3 separate regions of the Homo sapiens genome follow, and regions 1 and 3 are each linked to region 2. The links are chromatin loops, found by intact Hi-C in ENCODE. Cell type or tissue: B cell. All regions are shown on one strand.

Region 1 (5,000 bases), 95 kb before region 2:
GGATGATGCTCCAAGAAAGCTCATATTTCTTACTTATTTTTCCCAGACAGCCTGTATCCATCATCACACATTTGCTTTATTAAGCCAGCAGTTGTTAAGCAAGGAAGCCCTTGTCTATGTTCCCTGCCTCATCTTGTGCCACTTGGTCCCCTCACCAAGGTGTGGCCCTTTCCCCTTTTTCAGTTTCCCAAAGACACACATTTTTCCCGTCTATGACATTCCTTCTATGTGACGCAATTTTATCTTCACTCTGACTTCAATTCTTCCTTCAGGCATCTGCTAAAATGTCACTTTCTTATAGAAGCCTTCCCCAGCCTGCCTATGGCCATACCACCCTGAACACACCCAATCTCATCTGAAGCCTTCCCTGACCCTCTTAGGGATTTGGAATCTAAACTACTTCCCTCTGCCCCACCCTATAATAATTTCTAGTCCGACACTTTGCTTTTCCTTTCATATCAATAATTGTTTGTTATTACAATTTGTGCTTTTTATCTTTGTGTGCTTTTAGAAGTATCTATTTCTCTCAATAGATATTAGATATGCATAATTTAAAGGCAAGAGATGATGTGTTTTTTTGTACCTCTAAATTAATACTTAGTCCTGGTGCTTAACACTCAATTATAAGAACTCAATGCATATTTGTTGCAATGAACAAAAAATGAAGAATTACTTATAAAACTCAAAAAAATCAAGAATCCAAGCTATGTCCCCCAAATCTCTGATTTAGTGGGTCTAGGTTAGGGCCCAGGAGTCTATTTTTAAAAATTTTCACAGCTGATTTTGATAGATAACAGCACTTTGAGGATACTGTAAAAAAAAAAAACACTGAGTAAAACAGTTGCTGTTATTTTCAGTGTTATGCATTCACCTTTCCTCTAGTTGATATGTGGGATGAAATACAATTTTGATATTTGTCTTATCCATTGATGCCGGACAAAGGAAGAGATTCCATGTGAAGTGCCTAGCGCCAAAAGCTGTATTGAGAGAGGGTAAATGTCACAGCAAAGCTTGCAACGAGAGGAAGGAATGAGACCTAAAGTAACAAAGCAAATTGAATGAACCATTCTTGGAAAGAAGTTCCTTCCCCTTAATTACATAATATTCTTACCTGCATAGTAGTATATGAATAGTATAGGTAATTATAAAAAGCAAAGTTGTATAATAGCTCAAAAAAGGAATATATGAGCCTTCAACAAAGAAAGCTTGATGTAGTTTCCTTTCTCTCCTTTATTACCAATCCCTCAATTGTGACTAGTTCCTATGACAAATATATTAATATAAAATCCACAAACTGAAGACCTACCATAATTTTAAAAGTTTTTATAGCTTTATCAAGATATATTACATACAATGATTGATGAGTATTTGAAGTGTACAATTCGATTACTTATAACATATGTATGCGTTGTGAAACCATCACCAAAATGAAGACAATAAACGTTTCCATCATACATCCCACCCACACAGAGTTCCCTCATGCCCTTCTGTAATCCATCCAAACATCCACTTCCTTCTCTAGGCAACCTTCAATGTGTTTTCTCTTACTACAGATTGATCTGACTTTCTAAAATTTCATATAACCCGAATCACTTCGTTTATATCCTATCATATAAAGGAAATAACTCAGGTGGTTTTCTCTTACTACAGATTGATTTGACTTTCTAAAATTTCATATAACCTAAATCACTTCATTTATATCCTATTGTATAAAGGAAATCACTCAGGTTTTTTTTTATGGTTTAGCCTTCACACAGCATAATTAGAGATCCATCTAGGTTGCTGCATGTATACAAATTGTTTCCTTTAGTTGCTGGGTAATATTCAATTGCATAAATATATCTTAATTTAGTTTATCCATTTACTTGTTGAGGGACATTTGGATTGTTTCCACGTGTTGGCTATTACAAACAAAACTGCTATGAAAATTCATGTACAAGTCTTTGTGTGGACATATGATTTCATTTCTCTTGGGTAAAAACCTAAGAGTAAAATGTTGAGTGTGTGTCTAAGGTTTTAAGAATCTGTTGAACTATTTTCTAAAGTTAATGTTATAATTTTACCTGCCAAATAGCAGTATATTATAATTCCAGTTACTCCACCTTATCGCCAACACTTGGCTCGGTCAATCTTTTTCATTTTAGTCATTCTAGTGGGTATGTATTGTTATCTCATTTCGGGTTTTGTCTTGTATGACTCAGCCCACTTTCACATTCTCCTGGTTCAGATATTCCATTCAAAGCAAGTTGATGTATTCTGTGCTATATGCACAATTAACACATCATCACTTTCATGTCTGTTGCAATATGAGCTGTCAACCCAAAGAACACTCTGCTTTCCATTCTGCATACTTACCCTTTAAGGAATAGATTTGCACTTGCTTTGCTTAGGCACCTCTATCAGTTTAAAAAAAGAGCATGCCCTTTCAAATATATAAATTTATAAATTATATATGTACACGAACATAAATTATATGCCTCAATATAAATTTTTGAAATGTAACACAGATAAAATAAATATTTTAAATGCTTTGTTAATCATCATGACTTAGCACAATCATTAGCTAACATCTAACGGGACAAAAAACAGTCACATTGAGTCTCTCTGTTCACAATAGTGAATGTAAAGCTTATTTCGACAGTCTTCATGATACTTTCTAGGTTTTTTGGTTTCATCGAGTTGTGATCAGTTGTGATTAGACTGACAGCATTTCTTCTACTTAATGCCTCTGACAAAAAATGTGTATACATGTGTCTTTGCGGAGAGGGTGAGAGGGATTGTCAACTCTACCATTTTCTTGTTTTCTGGAGTTGGTTTTATTACTGGGATCTTCACCCAGCATTTCTGTGTAGGACACTTTTGATGTTACCTGTCCAAATGTGAAGCTTATTTTAGATTAAAATAGATAATATAAATCACACATCCACTCATCTGAGCATATGTAAACCAAAATACACCACAAAGCACAGAAAGCAAATTGGAACTTCCCTTCTATCTTGCACCTTTACCTAGCAGGGATAACCAAACCAGATCCTATATGAGGACCACGTGAGGGCGCCAGAGTCCACCCTATATTAAACACTGCCTGGTAAAGCTTAATTCGTGTACTATTTTATGGCTCAGAATGTGGTCTATCCCCATGAATGTAAGCGGGAGAATATGTGCTCTGCTGTTGTGGATGAAGTCATCTATATATGTCAATTATACCCAAGTGGATTGATGGTGCTGTTGAATTCAAGTATGTCCTTACGGATTTTCTGCCTGCTGAATCTGCCCATTTCTGATAAGGAGACTTCAGCACCTTTTCTGATATCAGAAAGATATCATAGAAGTCTCCAACTATGATAGTAAATCCATCTATTTCTCCTTGCAGTTCTATGGGTTTTGCCTCACGTATTTTGTCTCTCCATCAGGTGCATACATATGGGATATTGTTACGTCTTCTTGGATAATTGGCCCCTTTATCATTATATGATGCCCCTCTTTATCCCTAATAATTTTTCTTGGTCTGAAGTCTGCTGTGTTTGAAATTAACACAGCTATTCCTGCTTTCTGTGACTAGCATTAGCATGGTATATCTTTATCCATTTACTTTTCATATATATTGTCTATATTTAAAACGGTCTTGTTGTACACAGTATATAGTTGGGTCTTGTTTCTTGATCCACTCTGATGATCTGTTTCAAATGGTGCATTTCGATCATTGACACTCAAAATGATTGTTGATATAGTTGCTTTAGTTTTGTTACTGGTTTTTATTTGTTGCTTTTTTTCTCTTGTTCTCTGTTTCTATTTTTTGTCTTCCATTCTTTTCCTGCCCTTTATTGTTTTTTGTTTTGTTTGTTTGTTTCTTTTTTTTTTTTTTTTGATTTGGAGTTGCGCTCTGTCACCCAGGCTGGAGTGCAATGGCACGATCTCGACTCACTGCAACCTCCGCCTCCCAGGTTCAAGCGATTCTCATGCCTCAGCCTCCCGAGTAGCTGGGACTACAGGCACCCACCATCATGCCCTGGTAATTTTTGTGTTTTTGTAGAGACAGGGTTTCACTATGTTGGCCAGGCTGGTCTTGAACTCCTGACTTGAGGTGATCCACCCACCTCAGCCTCCCAAAGTGCTGGGATTATGGGCATGAGCCACTGTCCCCAGCCATCTTTATTGTTTTAACTGAGCATTTTATATGATGCAATTCTCTCTTACTTATTAACATATAAATTATAGTTCTTTTTTTCACATTTTTCAGGGGTTGTCCTACATTTGCAATATCTATTTGCAGCTAATCTAAGTCCTCTTTCAAATAGCACTATACCACTTTACGGGTACTGTGAGTAACTCATAATAACAAAACAATCCTAGCTCCTCTGCTATTTTTTGTCGTATGCAATCTGTTTCTAGATTCACTCTTTAAGTGCTAGTAAAGCCATATACCTTTCACTCATCCTTTCCTGATCATAGGAGTTGAGATTTCTCGCTTTTCGGTGATCCTGCAGTCTTGCACGACTTCTTAGTCATGGTTTTTCAGACATGCATGGGGGTTTTCAGATTACAAAACACTGTCACATGCATTACACCATCTGATTTTCAAAACGTCTCTCTCAGAGATCAGGATGTCAGTTGTGCTCATTTTATACATGTGGACACTGAAGGTCAGTGATGTGACTTAACTTACTGGGTCCAAGACACCAGCTGGTAAGTAGCAGAGGCTGGAAAAAGCAGAACGCTGGCTTCCTAATAAGTAGATTTCATAAAACTCCACCACCTACTTCTATATGCATACACTTTGGGTGCAGAGCTCTTATACTTCTTTAAAATTCCAAAGGACCGTGCACACTGGAAGCATCCATCAGCATTTTAAAATTTAAATTATGTCAGCAACAAAATTTCTAGGTAGTTTAGTTTAGGCTGTTTCACATTTGGAAGTTATTGTGATAACCTCAGTAAATTTTTTTTTTGCAATTAATAGTGTCTGGGATTGTTTATAACAGTAACTTAATCAACATAGG
Region 2 (5,000 bases):
ATTGGCCTATCTGTGAAATATGATTAAGATAATATTGACCTCAGGTTAGGAAATCACTTGTCCAGAGGTAATAAAACCTTTTCAGGGGCAGGAAAAGATGTGCACCAGCCCACATTTGTTTATTGCCTGTGATGGGAAGGGAAGATACTCAATGTTTCCAAAGTCAATTTTAGGCCTTGTATACATCCTAAAAGAAACATTTGCGATTAGTTTTGAGTATGCCTGGTTAGATTATTAGGACCACAAGTAATTCTAGTCCTCTTCTGTTTTCTGTAGTGGCAGAAAAGAAAGAGAGCAAGTATGAGATTAGCTCTTTGGGTTTTGCTTCTTCTTTTTTTCTTTTTCTTCTTCTTCTTCTTCTTCTTCTTCTTCTTCTTCTTCTTCTTCTTCTTCTTCTTCTTCTTCTTCTTCTTCTTATTATTATTATTATTATTCTAGAGACAGGGTCTCACTCTATTGCCCAGGCTGGAGTACAGTGGCACAACTCACTTTAACCTCAAACTCCTGGGCTCAAGCAATCCTCCTACCTAAGCCTCCCCAGTAGCTGGGACCTCATATGCGCACTACCATGCCTGGCTAATTAAAAAAAAAAAGAAGGAAAGAAAGAAAAAGAAAAAGAAAAAACTTCTTGTGGTGGGGCGGCGGCGGAGGGGGTTGGGTCTTTCTATGTTGTCCAGGCTGGTCTTGAATTCCCCTCCTCAAGGAATTCTCCCACCTTGGTTTCCCAAAGTGCTGGGATTACAGGCATGAGCCACTATGCCTGGCCTGCTTCTGATACTTGTAAAGATGTTCATGGATTGGGTGGGGAGGGGGTGGTCAGGAGGCAGAAATTAGGAGAAATTGAGGTTGCAATTCAGCTTCCCTTCTGCATAGAGCATATGGTCGAAATCTGTTTTTCTACAAAGACATATAACAAGTACTTAAAGGTTCCACTGAAATTAAAGACTGGAAGGCGACTTGTGCAGATGTCATGAAACAGGAGCAAAAAAATGTGACTCCGTTTTTATTTCCCTTTCCCATTCCTGTGGTTCTGTCGTTTTATGCAAGTCAGAATCCTTTTGATGGGAATAGAGTGAAATGGGAAAGGGAAGTGGCGGAGAAGGGGAAACAAAAACTTCAAGGGAAAGAATCTGACATTACTGTTCTTTATAGCAGACTCCAGCCCCAACATACACACTTCTTACGTACAGCGCCTTATACACACAACCAACACATACAGGCATTCAGTTAGTTTGGGTTTGTTGTTGTTGTTTGCTACTAAGACATACGTTTGTTAAGTTATGTAGCTTTTTTCTTGTTGTTCATCTAATTTATGTAAGAAAACTTAGCAATAATTCACCTAGTAATGTTTTAAGAAGATGGCCACAGAGAGTGGGAAGATAGAAAAATATATATCTAATAGATTATATAGGCTTCAGATTTCTGGAGAATTTTCATTTTGAGGGTCAGCTAAATTCAGCCTGATATATATGCTTTTATGAAGGATTCTCTGATCTCCCCATAAGTGTCTCACATTCAGGGACCTCATTATCTTTATTATGTAATTTTACAATAAATTATGGTTCTATTGGACTTAAGCATTTATACAAACATTAGCTCCCTTAATCATCATAGTTGTAAATGGGGCAAATCTTACAAAGAACATTGAACTTGGAATCAAGAAATCTAATATAAATTTCTAGCTCTGCCATTTGTCAGTTTATTGAGTTTGGATGAGTTATAAGATCTCTTTGAACTACATCTTCCTCATCATAAGATAGAGACAGTAAACACTTTCTCTATCCCCCTCAGGGGGTGGTGGGAAGGATTACATGAGACAATGTATATAAATGCAGAAAGTATTATAGGTTTGTGAAGTGTTTATTGACATTGTTACAGATGACAGAATGAAGGCTCAAAAGGTTCAGTTAGTAAATGGAGAGTCATCACAAAGGTATATAAATGTTATACCTGGGACTTCATATTTAAAAAGGTCTGAGGGCTATAAATAAGTGTGGATAAGAAGTCTTGGCTCTGAAGTTCAGGAAGAACAGATAAGAGGCCTATGTAGCTAACTAATCCATAAATAAGGGCCACTAGTTTTTTTAATATATATTTAAACTTTTGAATTTTAGTTAATGTTTGAAAAGACTTTGTGAATACCTCAAAAACTTGATGTTACTAAATTTGCAAGTAGGAATTTAAATGCAAGTTATCATCAGCAGAAAATATTATTTCATCCTGTATTAAAAGCAAGGCCAGGTGTGGTGGCTTGCACTTCGAATCCCAGCATTTTGGGAGCCCGAGGCGGGCAGATCATCTGAAGTCAGGAGTTCGAGATCAGCCTGGCCAACATGGTGAAACCCTCGTCTCTACTAAAAAAAAAAAAAAAAAAAAAATACAAAAATTAGCTGGACATGGTGGCAGGTGCCTGTAATCCCAGCTACTCAGGAGGCTGAAGCAAGAGAATTGTTTGAACCCGGGAGGTGGAGGTTGCAGTGAGCCAAGATTGCACCATTGCACTACTATAGCCTGGGTGACAAGAGCAAAACTCTGTCTCAAAAAGAAAAAAAAAAGACAAATTGTGGTGACCCTGATGATGTGTACCCAATAAAAACCACAGAATTCCTATGTATTCAGCACCTCAGCTGTTTCAGTGTGACAATGGCCTCACTTACTGTGCAAATCCTTAGAGTACTTACCTACCACTAGATGGAGACATAGCCATAACTGATCAAAGTCCACTTAGCTGTTTAAAAGAAAAAAATACCTTACCCTCCAATAACCATATATGAAAAAGTACATATTCATTAGCAATACAATGTGATAACTTTCTTTGATATTTTGATACACTTGCTTGAATTTTTAGTATTTCAGAAATGTGAACTATTGTCAGCTGTGAAGGTTCCAAGTGCCTTCTAGATGGCGTATTTATACCTCAAATCTCTGGAACTGGGTAGCAGAAGACAGTAAGTTATAAAAGCAAAATAATGTAAAAAAGTATATATATAGTTTTTAGAATAGTGTGAAGAATGTATTTTCTATTAAGGAACATGAAAAGATCTAATAAACCTAGTAACCGAAAACTTCTATAAAGTACAACTTTCTGCCTCTGAATTCAGAGATTTTTTTTTCCAGAATAATCCTAGGTAGATGTATTTGCTTTATCAATTCTGTCTGAAAGTCTGTGACCCTATTCACTCTATAGATTCAAGGTTATCTTCAAACTAGGGACAATTTCCTTTATTATTTATATGTTTATTGTCTACAATGAAAATGTTTTATATATGTGATGATGTACTTATATATGTACTATGTTAGGTCATTCTTTCATTGCTATAAAGAAATACCTGAGACTGGGTAATTTATAAGAAAAGAGGTTTAATTGGTTTATGGTTCTGCAAGCTGTACAAGAAGCATAGCGTATCTGCTTCTGGAGAGGCCTCAGGAAGCTTCCAATCATGGTGGAAGGCAAAGGGGGAAAAGACATGTCACGTGGCAAAAGCAGGAGCAAAAGGGAGAGTGGTGGTGGGGTGGTGCCATGCACTTTTAAATGGACAGATCTAATGAAAACTCACTCACTATCATGAGAACACTACCAAGTGGATGGTGCTAAACCATGCCTGAGAAATCCGGCTCCATGATTCAGTCACCTCCCTCCAGGTCCCATCTCCAACATCAGAGATTATAATTCAATACGTGATTTGGGTGGGGACAAATATCCAGACTATATCATGCATATATGTATGTGTACACTTATATGTATCTATATTTTTATAGAATGTGTATCATAAAAGTGAGATTTATAGGTTAAGCATTATATATACTTAAATGTTATCAGAAACTGCCAGATTACTTTCCAATTACTTTCCATTGTAGAAATTCATACCTCTACCACTGATGTATACCTTTGTTTTACCAAAATCTTTTCAACTTTGAATGCTTAAAATTTTGCCAATCTGATTAATAGAGACTAATTTATAATTTTCTATTTTCATATCTCTAAATGCCTGTAAGGTTAAACTTCTTTCCATATATTTGTTAGCTATAGGCAATTTTCCCTCTGTAATTGTCTATTGCTTCATTTTTGTCCAATTTTTTATTTGACAGTCTTTTTCTTTTCAGTTTGTAGAATTCATTTTATATTGACTATTAATCAGTTGCAAATATTTTCTCTCTGGCTTACATTTACTTTTGCCACATAATTTTTAATATTACATTATTATTTTTCTTTATATTTTCTGAGTTTTATTATGTTGAAGTTTATCCAATTGTTATTCCCAATTTTTACTGTGATACACACAAAAGGGAATAAAATCATATATGTGTATTTAAGTTTTAGTATATAGTCCACCTGAATTTTCCTTATACAAATGGTGTGTGCAGCAATCTTTCTTCCAAAACTGTATACATTTATGCTGGCCTCATTTTTAAAATACAACATTAATTTCTAATAAATTGAGATATTATGTTCATCCTAGATTAAGTTTTCATATAGCACTGTATCTGTTTTTGTATTATTTCACTCTTGGCTTATCTATTATGAAATATATATCAGTACCCTTTATGCTGAATTTTACAGTTTGAGACATCTTGTTTTAAGGAATTAAAGATATAAAACAATAAGTAGTCTTAAAAATTAATGACAGAACTCTCAAATTTAGTAAAATTCCTGTACTTCCCATAGTAAAGATGAACAATTATTACTTGTTCCTCTTTCTGAGGCATCAGAAGTTATAAATCGAGAAGATTACTATTTTTCCTGAAACCTAAACATAACACAGAGGTTTTTGTTTTAATAATTTTTCCACAATGAATAGTTCTATTGTTTTGATTTGAATTTTTTCCCTACAATAAATCATTGTTTCCTTGGTAGCAGTGTGGCATATTGTCTCATTGCAAATTACCTAAACTTAGCGCAAAGGCCTTTTTCTCTGAGTGGGACTTCCAGTAAGGGAAAGCCTGCAGTGGCTGCTTAACTGTATGCTAGCCTGGTTAAAATGTGTTTCTCCCGGTTCCTC
Region 3 (5,000 bases), 320 kb after region 2:
ACTGGTTAATATCCTACAGAGTAACAAACTGTAATATTTGCAATTAGCTTTTCTACCTGGTGGAAAGTAATTAAAACAAAATGGACAAAATATATTTGCTCTACTATAACCAGGAATCATTTGCATTGTTCTCAGATAAGAGTCATTTGCATTCCTATAAATTTACTGCAAATTAACCTCTATGCTTAAAGAGTTCTAAAAGAACTTTAAATAAAGTCAGTCAGAGATCATCTCCAGAGGGCCTGCTAGAAAATGCCCAGGAATCCATTGAGCATTTACTCCAGTGATCTCTTTTTGCTAATCCTAAGCTTTGAATAATTTTTATTTACATACCCCATGTTCTACTTCTTGAGGAATGCATGTTCTTCAGTATCTTTTATAGATTTATATACAGAATGTTTGTACAATAAATTATTTTAAAAAGGAAGGAAAATCTAGTTTAGCCCTACATAAATATGGACATAAAATAGAACATGTATTACAGGAAATAATTGCAAGTAATTCTTCATCTTAATGGCTTACTTCAGATTCAGAACTATAGGACTTTAGAAACCATATCACTTATACTATTGTCTTACTAATATTTCTCCATAAAATATAAAAATACAAAAATATTCACACTAAGTGGGCTCTATAGAGACAATAAATAGCATCACAAAGTTTGGGTCAGGTTTTTTCTGTCAAATGAATTAGAAGAAAACTTTGTCTCAAAGGTTTTTGGATTTTAGAATTAGAGATTAAAGAAAGAAACAGAGAGTGATTGAGAGAGAGAAAGAGAGTAATATGGTGGGTCTTGGGGGAGAGGCAGAATCAGAGATAGATGCAGAGAGATAGAGATGCTTAGGAAGGGGTGTCTGGGGACTCTGAAGGACAAGTCTCCACCTGGCACTGCCATTGTCCCCCGCCCCAATCCCACTCTTCCCTCCTCAGCCCTCTCTCCCCACAGGATGAGCAAGAGCATCAGAGACAGAGATGGAGACAAAAGACAGACAGAGGAGACACTGACAGAGTGAATCAGAGAGAGACAGAGACAGAGGAATTTCTCCTCTTCTCTCTGCCTCCCTCCTCCTCTCCCCAACACCTCCCCCTTCACCACCTTCCTGCCTCCCTCTGCTCCCCTTCCAAGCCTGCATATTCTTCAGGGCTTACCCTCAGCTCCAGGACAGGGTCCTCCTGGGGCTCCTGATGGGTGAATATTTACACCACAAGAGTAAATAAAGATTACAGGCTTATATATTTTACTATTTGTATCCAAAATTAGGCGAATTAATAAATGAGCGTTAGCAGGCTCTTCTATTCCTTTGAACATTAAAAGATAGTTGGATCTATGCCAGATCGTTTCCTGGAGAACTGGGGTAATAGATCAGGTGAAACTGTTGTTCTCAGACTGGCTTCATTGCTTTACAATGGAATGGGCAAGCTGGGCATAGTGGTTCACACCTGTAATCTCAACACTTTGGGAGGCCGAGGCAGGTGGATGGCTTGAGCACAGGAGTTCAAGACCAGCATAGCAAGACCTCATCTCTATAAAAAATAAAATTTTATATATATTAGACAGGCATGGTGGCATGTGCCTGTAGTCCTAGATACTTGGGAGGCTGAGACAGGAGGATCACCTGAGTCCAGGAGATCAAGGCTTCAGTGAGCTGTAATTGCACCACTGCACTCCAGTGTAGGCAACAAAGCAAGAACCTGTTTCAAAAAAACAAATAACAACAAAACACAAAGAAATGGGCAGATGGTAGTTAAAGGAAGAGATCAGGAGGTGAGGAAGGAAGAGTAGAAATATAAAAGTCAGCAATGCCCAATCTGGGGGAAGAGTTGTGGGAAGTTATAAAAGGGGCACACACATTGCAGTGTGTGTAAGATTTTAAGAGAATTCAGGAAAGACTATTTTAAGAAGTTCTACAGGGTGTCATGAATGGATTCCCTTTGGTCTTTGTCAAGAGAATTCAGAAAAGATTTAAATTGCTCTTTTAATGTTTTTTACACGTTGGGTTGATGTTTCCCCAATGCCTGACCAAAACAACCTGGGCCAGAAAAGTGTGGGGGGCGCACAGCCACATACTCAAACTTATGTACAAGGCATTTGAGGTTGGGGCATGGAAAAATGCTGAGGCACTGTGTGTATGTTATTTGTGCATGAGAATATAATTCCTTGACCCTGAAAACAGGACAAGGAGTGGAGTGTGTGATAAGGAACGCTGAAAACAGCCTCCTGAGAATGCGGTTTGAGTGCTTTGACAAGGCCACAGGTGTCTCACAACCCGACCTCAAAAAGCCATCTGGTGGATGTTTGTGGTGTAACAAGCCCTTTCAATGAATACATGGTGGGCAGATATTGGGGCGGACTCTCCTCAGAAGAGCTGCTCCCTCCCCCGCTCAGCTGGAATTTTCTGAGAACTCATTCTTGGCGTTCACTGCAAGCTATAAGCTTTGCAAAAAGTAGCCTTAGGCAGATTCCATGGGAATGTAAATTTTAAAAAGAATTTGTAAAAATCAAATTGTGCATGAAACACTGTAGAATAAGCTTTAATTATGAGTTTAGATGGACCTGCACTGTGGCAAGATCAGAGTTGATGCATTGTTACTCTAAGTTTTAGGGGACAAGAATAAGTCACCTTAAAATATGCCTCTTTGGCATAAAGATTATTTTGAACTGCAGGCAAATGAGATGCAATGGAAGCAGAAAGAAGCCTTCCTGGAGTATCTCTTAGATGACTCTAAGCAGAAACTTCTGAGGAATGAGGACTGCTGTAAGTCCTTTCTCCGGAGGGAGATTTATGTCCACAAAGAAGTCAGTGTCAAGACAGACCTACACAAACCTTCTCCATTAGTTTCTTTCAGGTATTTGCCTTCTCAAAATTTGCAGCCCTAGAAACTTAACGTTTTTTCCTTTGTCTTGTCACTTCTCTACAAAGTTATTGCTCTTTTGTTAAGATGCTATATAAATCTAAGCTCTAACTCCCCTTTGAGTTACTCATCATGAGGTTCCTCCCAGGTGGGGTGTGCTTCACACATTAATAAATTGTTTGGGTTTCTTTTGTCAATCTGTTTTGTTAGTCTAATTTACAAAGTCCCAGGCAGAGAACCTAGGAGGGTAGAAGGAAAAATAATTTTTTCCTCTCTTACAAAGCAATGGCAGCCTAACTCCTCAAAGGCTACTGCTCACCTTGTTATAGCTCTTCAGACCTGCTACAATGTTTCAATTACCTACTAAGGCAGGTTGCTACTTCTTCAATAGCTATTGAACCCTTCTTTGGTAACTAAACCCTAATTATAACTGGCACAAAGCCACTTGGAATAAAAATATTCCAGCCTGCATGAAAGCTGTATGTAGCCACTTGACTACATTTTGACCAATGAGGTATAAGCATAAGTGTGCTTGCAAAATCTAGGAAATATTCTTTTTTTAATTTTTAACTTTACAGTAGGTGTATATATTTATGGGTTACATGAGAAGGGAAATATCCTTAAAAGAAGCTGGTATGTCCTGTTGCCTTCTTCCTTCCTGCTGGCCAGAGTGTAAACATGTTTTCTGCAACTGGAGTAGCCACCTTCCTCTATGAAGTAGAATCCAACACATTGTTCTTTTTGAGCGAGAGAGACAGAGAAAGAGAGAGAGAGCGAGTCTCACTCTGTCATCCAGGCTGGAGTTCAGTAGCATGATCATAGCTCACTGCAGCATCAAACTCCCAGGCTCAATCAATTCTCCCACTTCAGCCTCCCGAGTAGGTAGGACTACAAGTGTGCACCACCATTCCTGTCTGATTTATTTTTTATTTTTGTAGAGATGGGTGGGGGGGGGGTCTCACTATATTGCCCAAGCTGGTTTTGAACTCCTAGCCTCAGGCAATCCTCCCGCTTCAGCCTCCCAAAGAGCTGAGATTACCAGCCTGAACCAATGTGACCTTGGAGTTGTTATTTTAGATTTACTGAAATCCACAGCTGAAACCAACTCTAATCTGAAACAGAGTTTGAGTGAAATGACTCAGGAATTTAAATTCAGAAAAGAATATTTAACAGACTTTATTAAAGCATACTCTGACACAGTTTCCCTTCCCATCCATAAATTCTACAAAGACAATGGGGGAAAGAGGAGAGAACCTAGGAAGTGAAAACTGAATGGCAATGAAGAGGCAAACATATCAGTGATGAAGGAAACCCAAATGGATAAACAAGTTATTCTCTGAAAGTAGGCTGGATGTTTGGTGAAGGGCATTAAACATGTTGAGAGTAGACCCCATGCTACAGTGCTGCTTCCCAAGCGTTCCTATGCTTCTGAAATTATTTTGCTTAATTGCAGGGAAACTCTCCTATAGAATCTAATCTGATTTTCACAGGTAGAGTGTTGCATACAATCAAAAAGGCATTTAAATGCCTTTGGGAATTCAGAAGCGTAGTTGTTCTGCTTGTAAAGGGCTGAAGGAATGCAGCTGACATTGGCTTGATGAGAATAAAAGAAGAAAGACTGTGCTTTGATGTTTTTAAGAGAAAGAAAATATTACTCTCCATGATTACAGTGATGCTATCTCATTAAAAACCACGTTCTTAAATATCCCAGTGTGCAGTAAAAAAATTCCAGTACATCATATATTCCCCTCCTCCGCTTAAATAGTATCAAATGCATGTCACTGGATTATTTTTTCTTTTACATGTTAAAGGAGAGAAATGGACAAGAGAGTATGGACAGTATTACGTAGCTCCTGTTTCCTACCCTGAGGTCCAAGAATGGGTTTCAGGTCATGACCTCCCTAAACTGTATGCAAAACCTATGTGTCAACCTTTTTCTGGGTAGAGAGTCCTTAGCATGTCAAATTCTCAAATGAGTTCAAGAGAATGAATGAAGGTTGGATGGTGCAAAATACTTCTAGAGACCATAAACCTTGGTGATGGGCCATTGTCAGACGCCACAGGAAGTGCCCATGGGCTCATCACCTCCTGCCGAGTTCAAAACCAGCTTGGGCAACATAGTGAGACCCTATTTCTACAAAAATGAA

Evidence for each region. A loop is a pair of places that touch in the nucleus more often than their neighbours do. Peaks named below come from ENCODE experiments on the same cell type or tissue, not always from the same donor. Only the 100,000 strongest peaks of a DNase experiment are listed, where the experiment ranks them.
Region 1: it touches region 2 in a loop (11-fold over the local background); 26 of 110 quality-filtered maps call a loop at or near these places.
Region 3: it touches region 2 in a loop (20-fold over the local background); 95 of 110 quality-filtered maps call a loop at or near these places.

Annotation. Positions count from the first base shown.
Region 1 is chr1:207,497,745-207,502,744 of GRCh38, reverse strand. All of the region lies in intron 1 of CR1 (complement C3b/C4b receptor 1 (Knops blood group)), which reads right to left. Among named protein-coding and RNA genes, the nearest start is that of CR1, 4.1 kb to the right of the region's middle. RefSeq lists an enhancer at 3,126-3,185. In B cell, CTCF peaks have their summits at 2,869 and 3,070 (motif pointing right); DNase peaks (open chromatin) are centred at 3,064 and 4,524; H3K4me3 peaks cover 701 bases; H3K27ac peaks cover 667 bases.
Region 2 is chr1:207,402,800-207,407,799 of GRCh38, reverse strand. All of the region lies in intron 1 of LOC124904498 (a long non-coding RNA gene), which reads left to right. Among named protein-coding and RNA genes, the nearest start is that of CR2, 49 kb to the left of the region's middle. In B cell, CTCF peaks have their summits at 2,493 and 2,694 (motif pointing right); DNase peaks (open chromatin) are centred at 1,799 and 2,699; H3K27ac peaks cover 1,374 bases.
Region 3 is chr1:207,082,167-207,087,166 of GRCh38, reverse strand. No RefSeq gene overlaps it. Among named protein-coding and RNA genes, the nearest start is that of C4BPB, 4.2 kb to the left of the region's middle. RefSeq lists an enhancer at 2,005-2,214. In B cell, CTCF peaks have their summits at 2,092 and 2,297; a DNase peak (open chromatin) is centred at 2,286.